2 separate regions of the Homo sapiens genome follow, and region 2 is linked to region 1. A link is an interaction called in ENCODE POLR2A ChIA-PET data of the cell type or tissue named here. Cell type or tissue: CD4-positive, alpha-beta T cell. All regions are shown on one strand.

Region 1 (5,000 bases):
TTGCCGCCCTGCCTACCCTCCTGCCCGCTTTTTTCCCCTTTCCTCCCTCCCCTCCTGCTGCCTCTTTCCTCTTTGGAAAAAGCACAGGACACAGATCGTACTGTGACTTGTGTCTCTTTTTCCCCGGGCGTGTCCTCAACCTTGGCAAGATAAACCTCTAAATTGATTGAGATGCCTCAGTCACTTTTTGGTTCACACCATTAATATTTACCATGTGAGAAATTAAAACAGAGAAAATGTTTACATGTTTATTAATTTATTTAAAATGATATCATGAAACCATTACATGTTAACACAACTTTTTTTTTTTTTGAGAAGGTGAAGGTGTCTTGCTCTGTTGCCCAGGCTGGAGTGCAGTGGTGCGATCTTGGCTCACTGCAACCTGCCCCTCCCAGGTGCAAGCAATTCTTCTGCTTCAGCCTCTCAAGTAGCTGGGATTATAGGCGCATGCCACCAAGCCCAGTTATTTTTTTTTTTTTTTTTTGAGACGGAGTCTTGCTGTCGCCCAGGCTGGAGTGCAGTGGCGCGATCTCTGCTCACTGCAGGCTCTGCCCGCTGGGTTCACGCCATTCTCCTGCCTCAGCCTCCTGAGCAGCTGGGACTACAGGCGCCCGCCACCTCGCCCAGCTAATTTTTTGTATTTTTAGTAGAGATGGGGTTTCACCATGTTAGCCAGGATGGTCTCGATCTCCTGACCTCATGATCCGCCCGCCTTGGCCTCCCAAAGTGCTGGGATTACAGGCGTGAGCCACCGCGCTCAGCCAGCCCAGCTAATTTTTATATTGTTAGTAGAGATGGGGTTTCATTATGTTGGTCAGGCTGGTCTCGAACTCCTGATCTCAAGTGATCCTCCCACCTCAGTCTCCCAGCGTTGAGATTACAGGCATGAGCCACTGTGCCCAGCCAACACAACATACTTTTAATGAAAAATAACTACATTTTTCCAAACCAAAAAGAAAGTGAAAACAGTGGTATTGTTTTGTATTTTTTGCAAATCTCTTCAATGTCTGGTTTAATATTCTGGTTTAATTCCCATATCTGCTTCTATACTCAACCTGTTTCAACATCACATGTCACAAACAGCCAGGCGCAGTGGCTCACACCTATAATCCCAGCACTTTGGGAGGTGAAGGCGGGAGGATCACTTGAGGCCAGGAGTTGGAAGACCAGTCTGGGCAACATAGCAAGACCCCTCTGTCAGTATAAAAAACAAAATAAAAAAACACATGTCATGTAGCCTCTGGAAAATCCCACTGTACACTCATGAAAGACAAATAATATCTTTTTTTTTTTTTTTGAGACAGTGTCTTGCTCCATCACCCAGGCTGGAGTGCAGTGGTGAGATTTCAGCTCACTGCAATCTCTGCCTCCCGGATTCAAGCAATTCTCCTGCCTCAGCCTCCTCCTGAGTAGCTGGGATTACAGGCATGCATCACCACACCCAGGTAATTTTTGTATTTTTAGTAGAGACTGGGTTTCACCATGTTGGCCAGGCTGGTCTGAAACTCCTGACCTCATTATCCATTTGCCTTGGCCTCCCAAAGTGCTGAGATTATAGGCGTGAGCCACCGTGCCCAGCTGACAAATAACATCTTAATATTACCGTGAACCTAGTGTAGACTTTATGGATACTTCAAAAGGACCGCACTTTGGAAACCACAGAGTTAAACAATATCAAGTCTCATTGGCTTCATGCAATAAAAATGTACTCCAATGAAGACTGGCCAGCTTCCCATGGAGAGCTGGCTTTTTCCATCATGCTGTAAATTATACCATCTGGAATGCGTGGTTTCCAAGTTTACTGAGAGAGAGAAGGGGGCTGGTGAATCAGGTGGGATGCTTTTAAGGGTAGGGCCTGAGCCAGGCACACTGGCTCATGCCTATATGACATCAGCTATTAGGGAGGCTGAGGTGGGAGGATTGTTTGAGCACAGGAGGTTGAGGCTGCAGTGAGTCATGATCACAGCACTGCACTCCAGCCTGGGTGACAGAACAAGACTCAGACCTTTAAATAAAAAAAAGACTAGGGCCTAGAGGTGGGGCATGTCACTGGAAATGTCATCTTCCTGTGTGTCCAGGAAGAGAATTGGGTGTGGTGAACACTTAGCATCTGCTCCACCCCTGGGGTGATCGTGGCGCTCACATGATCCTGTGACCGGAAGCCTCCACAGGGTCACTTCATGAACATTTCTCATGTTTCTGCAGCATTTTCAAACAGTTGCCCTGTTAGTGACAGCAGTTATAACAGGTGACTTTGACTTCGAGCATTTGTCCCATTCAAATTAATTTTTCTATTTTAATTATAAAAGTAATACATGTTCACACACACAAAGCATCATTTCAATGATCAGAAGGACAAAAGAGAAAGATAAACATTACACCCCATGGAACCTCCTTGAACTGTGTCACCACCCGCGAGAAGCATAGTGAATTCTCTCAAAAAGTTTCTTTGCATCTCTAAGCTTACATCTACATCTATTTTTTGGAATGCAGTTGGGGTCATATTATGCATACTGTTCTATAAATCCGGAAGGAGGGGCATTAAGTAGACAAGATGATATGCAGAAGCAGATGGAAGGTAGAAAAACTCCTCTGCATGAATTCAGGGCTCCCTCTGGCTGAAAGAAGAAAAAGAAGAGCGTGGCTGGGGATGTGGCCGTAGAGCAATGACAGTCAGGCCTAGCCTCCCAGCAGCACGCAGGAGAGGCAGCCAGACCCCCAGATGGACTGCCCAGTCCTCACAGGCAGATAGGGTGTGGACAGCCTCACAAAAATGCCTGGGTCCCCAGCACTGCAGAGTCTTCAGCAAGTTGCTGGGCCTAGAGTCGTGACGACTAGGCATGGTGGCCTTCTCAGTGGTCATCTGTGAGGACACATAACCATGGACTAATTCCCCTCCTACCCTCTGCGTGGCATAACCCTGAACAGAGAACAAACACAAGAACAAACCTAGTGCCAGGAGTGGAACCCTGCCTGTTTTTGTATAACCCACAAGTCAAGAATGGTTCCTTCCTTCCTTCCTTCCTTCCTTTCTTCCTTCCTTCCTTCCTTCCTTCTCTTTCTTTCTTTTCTTTCTTTCAGAGGGTGTCTTGTTCTGTCGCCCAGGCTGGAGTGCAGTGGTGTGATCTTGGCTCACTGCAACCTCCGCCTCCTGGGTTCAAGCGATTCTCCTGCCTCAGTCTCCCAAGTAGCTGGGATTACAGGCATCTGCCACCACACCTGGCTAATTTTTGTATTTTAGTAGAGACAGGGTTTCACTATGTAGGTCAAGCTGGTCTTGAACTCCTGACCTCAAATGATCCATCCGCCTCGGTCTCCCAAAGTGCTGGGATTACAGGCGTGAGCCACTGTGCCCGGCCTTATTGATTGATTGATTGAGACAGGGTTTCATTCTGTCATGCAGGCTGAGTGCAGTAGTGGGATCACAGCTCACTGCAGCCTCAACCTCCTGGGCTCAAGGGATCCTCCAGCCTCAGCCTCCCAAGGATTTTTTTTTTTTTTTGAGTCGGAGTCTTGCACTCTCGCCCAGGCTGGAGTGCAGTGGCGCAATCTGGGCTCACTGCAAGCTCCGGCTCCAGGGTTCAAGCCATTCTCCTGCCTCAGCCTCCTGAGCAGCTGGGACTATAGGCGCCCGCTACCATGCCCGGCTAATTTTTTGTATTTTTAGTAGAGACAGGGTTTCACTGTGTTAGCCAGGATGGTCTCAATCTCTTGATCTTGCGATCCGCCTGCTCGGCCTCCCAAAGTACTGGGATTACAGTCATGAGCCACCATGCCTGGCATTTTTTTTTTTAAACCAACTAAGAAGCACTGAAGTTTTTCTAAAGTTTTTACATTTCTCTCCTTCTCCCTCCATCTCTCTTTTTCTCTCTCTCTCTCTCTTTTTCCAAGATATGGTCTCCCTCTGTTGTCCAGGCTGGAGTGCAGTGAGCTCCTGGCCTCAAATGATCCTCCTGCCTCAGCCTCCCAAAGGGTAGGGACTACAGGTGCGCACCACCACACTCAGCTAATTTAAAATTTTTTTTGTAGAGATAGGGTCTCCTGATGTTGCCCAGGCTGCGTCTCCAACTCCTGGGTTTAAGTCATCTTCTTGCCTTGGCCTCCCAAAGGGCCAGGATTACAGGCGTGAACCACAATGAAAAAAAATCGAATGGAGGCTATTTTGTGACACATTAAAGTTATCTAAAATTCTAATTTCAGTGTGCAGACATGGAGTTTTATTGAAATGTAGCCTGGTTCATCTGTTACATGGTGCCTGTGTCTGCTTTTGGGTTCCAACAGCAGAGTCGAGTTGTTGGAACAGAGATCGTAAGTGGTGCTCTCGTCACTTTTCTTTGCTGCTCAGTGCACTATAAATTGCAGTTTTGGGCCGGGTGTCGTGGCTCATGCCTGTAATCCCAGCACTTTGGGAGGCCGAAGCAGATGGATCACCTGAGGTCAGGAGTTTGAGACCAGCCTGGCCAGCATGGTGAAACCCCATCTCTACTAAAAACACAAAAATTAGTTGGGCATGGTGGCGGGGGCCTGTAATTCCAGCTACTTGGGAGGCTGAGGCAGGAGAATCGCTTGAACCCGGGAGGCAGAGGTTGCAGTGAGCTGAGATCGCACCATTGCACTCCAGCCTGGGTGACAAGAGCGAAACTCCGTCTCAAAATAAATAAATACATAAATAAATTTCAGTTTTGAAGTTACAACTTGATAGTTTTGTTGTTGTTGTTGTTGTTGTTTGAGATGGAGTCTTGCTCTGTCGCCAGGCTGGAGTGCAGTGGTGTGATCTCGGCTCACTGCAACCTTCACCTCCCAGGTTCAAGCCATTCTCCTGTCTCAACCTCCTGAGTAGCTGGGATTACAGGTGCACACCATCACGCCCACCTAATTTTTGTATTTTTAGTAGAGAAGGGGTTTCACCATGTTGGCCAGGCTGGTTTCAAACTCCTGACCTCAGGTGATCCACCCACCCTGGTCTCCCAAAATGCTGGGATTACAGGCATGAGTCACTG
Region 2 (5,000 bases), 770 kb before region 1:
AAAAGTGTCTCCAGATATTGCTAAATGTCTCCTGGAAGATAAACTCCCCTCTGGCTGAGAACCACTGTTCTAGGATAATTAGTAGGTAAAATAAAATAGCCTGAAATCTGCAAAAAGCTGCTTGGATCTCCTTGCCAGTATAACCTGGGAAGGGGATGGGGTACAGCCAGAAAGCCAGGATCTGAAAGTGCAGTGCCTTCAGAGGCCAGGAAAGTAATATGAGTGAGCAAAGGCAAGAAAGTCTGGGGATAATACAAGAAGTGGAGGACTACAGTGGACTGGGGAGTCCATACTCCATTTAAAAGGAGCCACAGCCGGCTGGGCGCCGTGGGTCACGCCTGTAATCCCAGCACTTTGGGAGGCCGAGGTGGGCGGATCACGAGGTCAGGACATCAAGACCATCCTGGCTAACATGGTGAAACCCCATCTCCACTAAAAATACAAAAAATTAGCCAGGCGTGGTGGCAGGCACCTGTTGTCCCAGCACTCAGGAGGCTGACGCAGGAGAATGGCGTGAACCTGGGAGGCGGAGCTTGCAGTGAGCCGAGATCGCGCCACTGCACTCCAGCCTGGGTGACAGAGCAAGACTCTGTCTCAAAAAAAAAAAAGGAGCCAGAGCCCTCCACAGAGGCTCATGCCTGTAATCCCAACACTTGGAGAGGCTGAGGCAGGAGCATCACTTGAGCCAGGAGTTTGAGACCAGCCTGGGCAACATAGGGATACTCCTTTTAAATAAACAAAAAAGAAATTTTTTTTTTTTTTAAAGAAGCTACGACTACTGAAATCCAGCTTATTTTATCGGGCAGGAATTTGGGTCCAATGATGCCTGAACTTTTGATTTTTCAAGAGAAAAGGCAAGTCCTGATTTTCAAATGTTGGCAACTAATTCAAAATTATTTACAACACCACAAACCAAACAAATCTATCTCTGGGGCCCAAGTCTGGCTCACGGGCCACCAGCTGGCAGCCTCTGCCCTAGAGTTGGTTATATACAGACTTCCTGGGCCCTCCCTTCTAGGATGGAAGTGTCTAGAATGGCGTGGCTATAACTTGTTTAGGCAGTCTCCCAACCAACAAGCCGGACCCCTCTCATGCCTCAATTTCAAGACCAACTTAATTCTCCTATCCTACCGAAGTCTTACCCTAGATTCAGTGCAGACCTTTCATTTCTTTCCCCTAAATAACCTAATTGGTTTCGTGCAATTTATGTCTCCTGAAACCACGTTGTTCCCACTGCCGCCTCTACTCAAGGAGACTCAGCATATCCTAGCTCTGTTGAAAGCCTGATACTGCAACCTAAGTTCCAAGAAGGGAAGTAAGCTGAACCCTAAAGCCTACCCTAGTCGGAAGAGAATATGGTTTTATGACTTGGCCACTACTATGACAAGCAAGTTCTTGCCCTCAGGCCTAGATTCTGGAAAAGCCAGTGCTTCTAGGATAGAAAGCCTGCAGGAATTCAGATCCCGAGGAATCTGGATGAAAGTACATGTTGAATGAAAGAGGCTGGCGGGCCCACACTTACAGGCTCACACCTATGATCCCAGCACTCTGGGAGGCCAAGGTGGGCAGATCACTTGAGCTCAGGAGTTCGAGACCAGTATGGCCAATATGGTAAAACCGCATCTCTACTAAAAATATAAAAATTAGCCAGGCATGGTAGCTTGCACCTGTAATCCCAGCTACTTGGGAGGCTGAGGCAGGAGAATCACTTGAACCTGGGAGGTGGAGGTTGCAGTGAGCCAAGATTGAGCCACTGCCCTCCAGCCTGGGCAACAAAGCAAGACTCTGTCTCAAAAAATAAAAATAAAAGAGAAAATCGAGGCAGCAATTAGTTAACTCCCCAAGATCAACAGTTGGTCAATGATAAAGCTGAAAATTAAATCCAGTCTGGCATGGAGGCCTGCAATCCTAACCACTATACTATACTGCCTGGAGATTGCTTATGTATCTTCAAACCATGTTTTCTAAGAGTATTTGATGAAAGAGATTAAATATGAAATTTTTTTTGAGACAAAGTCTCATTCTGTCACCTAGGCTGGAGTGCAGTGGCATGATCATAGCTCACTGCAACCTTGAATTTCTGGGCTCAAGGGATCCTCCCTCCTCAGGCTCCCGAGTAGCTAGGATTACAGATGCACACCACTGCCACTGCCACCATGCCTAATTTTTTTTTTTTTTAGAGGTGGGGTCTTGCTTTGTTGCCCAGGCTGGTCTCAAACTCCTGTGCTCAAGTGATCCTCCCTCCTCAGCCTCCCAAAGTGCTGGAATTACAAAAGCCATGAGCTACCATGCCCAGCCAATATTAATTTTTTTTTTAATTTTATAAAGCAGTCAGCCGCCCCATCCAGGAGGGAGGTGGGGGGCAGCCCCTGCCCGGCCAGCCGCCCTGTCCGGGAGGGAGGTGGGGGGCGCCTCCGCCCGGCAGCCGCCCTGTCCGGGAGGTGGGGGGCGCCTCTGCCCGGCCGCCCCTTCTGGGAAGTGAGGAGCCCCTCTGCCCGGCCGCCACCCCGTCTGGGAGGTGTACCCAACAGCTCATTGAGAGCGGGCCATGATGACGATGGCGGTTTTGTCGAATAGAAAAGGGGGAAATGTGGGGAAAAGATAGCGAAATCAGATTGTTGCTATGTCTGTGTAGAAAGAAGTAGACATAGGAGACTCCATTTTGTTCTGTACTAAGAAAAATTCTTCTGCCTTGGGATGCTGTTGATCTATGACCTTACCCCCAACCCGGTGCTCTCTGAAACATGTGCTGTGTCCACTCAGGGTTAAATGGATTAAGGGCAGTGCAAGATGTGCTTTGTTAAACAGATGCTTGAAGGCAGCATGCTCGTTAAGAGTCATCACCACTCCCTAATCTCAAGTACCCAGGGACACAAACACTGCAAAAAAAAAAAAAGGCCGCAGGGTCCTCTGCCTAGGAAAACCAGAGACCTTTGTTCACTTGTTTATCTGCTGACCTTCCCTCCACTATTGTCCTATGACCCTGCCAAATCCCCCTCTGCGAGAAACACCCAAGAATGATCAATAAAAAAAAAAAAAAAATTATAAAGCAGTATACAACCTACAAGAAAAGATGACCTCAAAAGGTATTTATGGCTGGGCATGGTGGCTCATGCCTGTAATCCCAGCACTTTGGGAGGCCAAAGCAGGCGGATCACGAGGTCAAGAGATCAAGACCATCCTGACCAACATGGTGAAACCCCGTCTGTACTAAAAATACAAAAATTAGCTGGGCATGGTGGTGCGCACCTATATTCCCAGCTACTCGGGAGGCTGAGGCAGGAGAATCTCTTGAACCCGGGAGGTGGAGGATGCAGTGAGCCAGAGGTTGCAGTGAGCAGAGATCGAGCCACTGTACTCCAGCCTAGGCGACAGAGCAAGACTCGGTCTCAAAAAAGAAAAATAATAATAATAATAATAATAGGCCAGGCATGGGGGCTCACACCTATAATCCCAGCACTTTGGGAGGCCGGGTGGGCAGATCACCTGAGGTCAGGAGTTCAAGACCAGCCTGACCAACATGGAGAAACCCTGTCTCTACTAAAAATACAAAATTAGCCAGGTGTGGTGGCACATGCCTGAAATCCCAGCTATTCGGGAGGCTGAGTCAGGAGAATCGCTTGAACCCAGGAGGCCGAGGTTGCGATGAGCTGAGATAATGCCATTGCACTCTAGCCTGGGCAGCAAGAGCGAAACTCCATCTCAAAAAAAATTTTTTTTAATTAAAAAATAATACAAGGCCGGGCGCCGTGGCTCACACCTGTAATCCCAGCACTTTGGGAGGCCGAGGCGGGCGGATCACGAGGTCAGGACATCGAGACCATCCTGGCTAACACGGTGAAACCCCATCTCTACTAAAAATACAAAAAATTAGCCGGGCACGGTGGCGGGCGCCTACTGTAGTCCGGGCTACTCGGGAGGCTGAGGCAGGAGAATGGTGTGAGTCGAGATAGCGCCACTGCATTCCAGCCTGGGCGACAGAGCAAGACTCCGTCTCAAATAAATAAATAAATAAATAAATAAATAAATAAAAGTACTCTTCTCGACCAGCTTGACCAACATGGTGAAACCCCCTCTCTACTAAAAATACAAAAATTAGCTGGGCGTGGTGGTGGGCGCCTGTAATCCTGGCTACTCGGGAGGCTGAGGCAAGAGAATCATTTGAACCCAGGAGGCAGAGGTTGCAGTGAGCTGAGATCATGCCATTGTACTCCAGCCTGGGTGACAGAGCAAGACTCTATCTCAAAAAAAAAAGTACTCTTCTTTTGGTGGTAGATTTTGGATGACTTAAGAGTAATTTAATTTTCTAAATAAACATGCTTTGTGAGGTTTTTTTTTTGTTTTGTTTTGTTTGGAGACAGGGTCTTGCTCCGTTACCCAGGCTGGAGTGCAGTGGCGTGATCATAGCTCACTGCAGCCTCGACTTCCCGGGCTCAAGAGATCCTCCCATCTCAGCCTCCTGAATTGCTGGGACCACAGGCACACACCAACATGCCCAGCTAATTTGATTTTTTGTAGAGACAGGGTCTCACCATGTTGCCCAGGTTGGTCTCAAATTCCTGAGCTCAAGCAATCCTCCTACCTCAGCCTCCCAAAGTGCTGGGATTACAGGCGTCAGCCACCATGCCTGGCCTAATAAACATATTTTATAATCAGAAAATTATTCCCTTTTTTAGAAAGCTCAGTCAGACCAGAGTCTCCCTAGCCAAAGCCTATCAGACATACAGCTGAGCAGCCGCCTTCCCTAATCCTAAGGGTATCCGTTTCCCCCTCACTATCCCAAGGAATATGGAGCGTTTTCCCTTTAATTTGTCTTTAACAAATTCCATAAAGTCAAGAGGCATGGGTATTCTACAGTCCTTTATTGCTAACTCCAAGGTACTCTCAGGCTATTTTTAACACTGGATAAACTGCATATACTGCCAATGCTTTTGCAAGCAGAGATGTGGAAAGAACAGAATATTATTAAGTACCTCTGGCAGTACAGTGCTAAGGAACAT

The links. ChIA-PET counts read pairs that join two places held together with the same protein. Peaks named below come from ENCODE experiments on the same cell type or tissue, not always from the same donor. Only the 100,000 strongest peaks of a DNase experiment are listed, where the experiment ranks them.
Region 2: POLR2A ChIA-PET joins it to region 1 with 5 read pairs; 1 of 35 experiments calls an interaction of 5 or more read pairs at or near these places.

The regions. Positions count from the first base shown.
Region 1 is chr16:67,501,643-67,506,642 of GRCh38, reverse strand. It overlaps ATP6V0D1-DT (ATP6V0D1 divergent transcript), which reads right to left. Exons shown (of 4, transcript NR_184227.1): 4 at 240-2,618. Among named protein-coding and RNA genes, the nearest start is that of AGRP, 21 kb to the right of the region's middle. RefSeq lists an enhancer at 1,806-1,915. In CD4-positive, alpha-beta T cell, no CTCF peak of the experiment used is centred here; a DNase peak (open chromatin) is centred at 2,052; H3K27ac peaks cover 2,623 bases.
Region 2 is chr16:68,276,349-68,281,348 of GRCh38, reverse strand. All of the region lies in intron 3 of SLC7A6 (solute carrier family 7 member 6), which reads right to left. Among named protein-coding and RNA genes, the nearest start is that of SLC7A6, 14 kb to the right of the region's middle. In CD4-positive, alpha-beta T cell, no CTCF peak of the experiment used is centred here; no DNase peak of the experiment used is centred here; H3K27ac peaks cover 2,957 bases.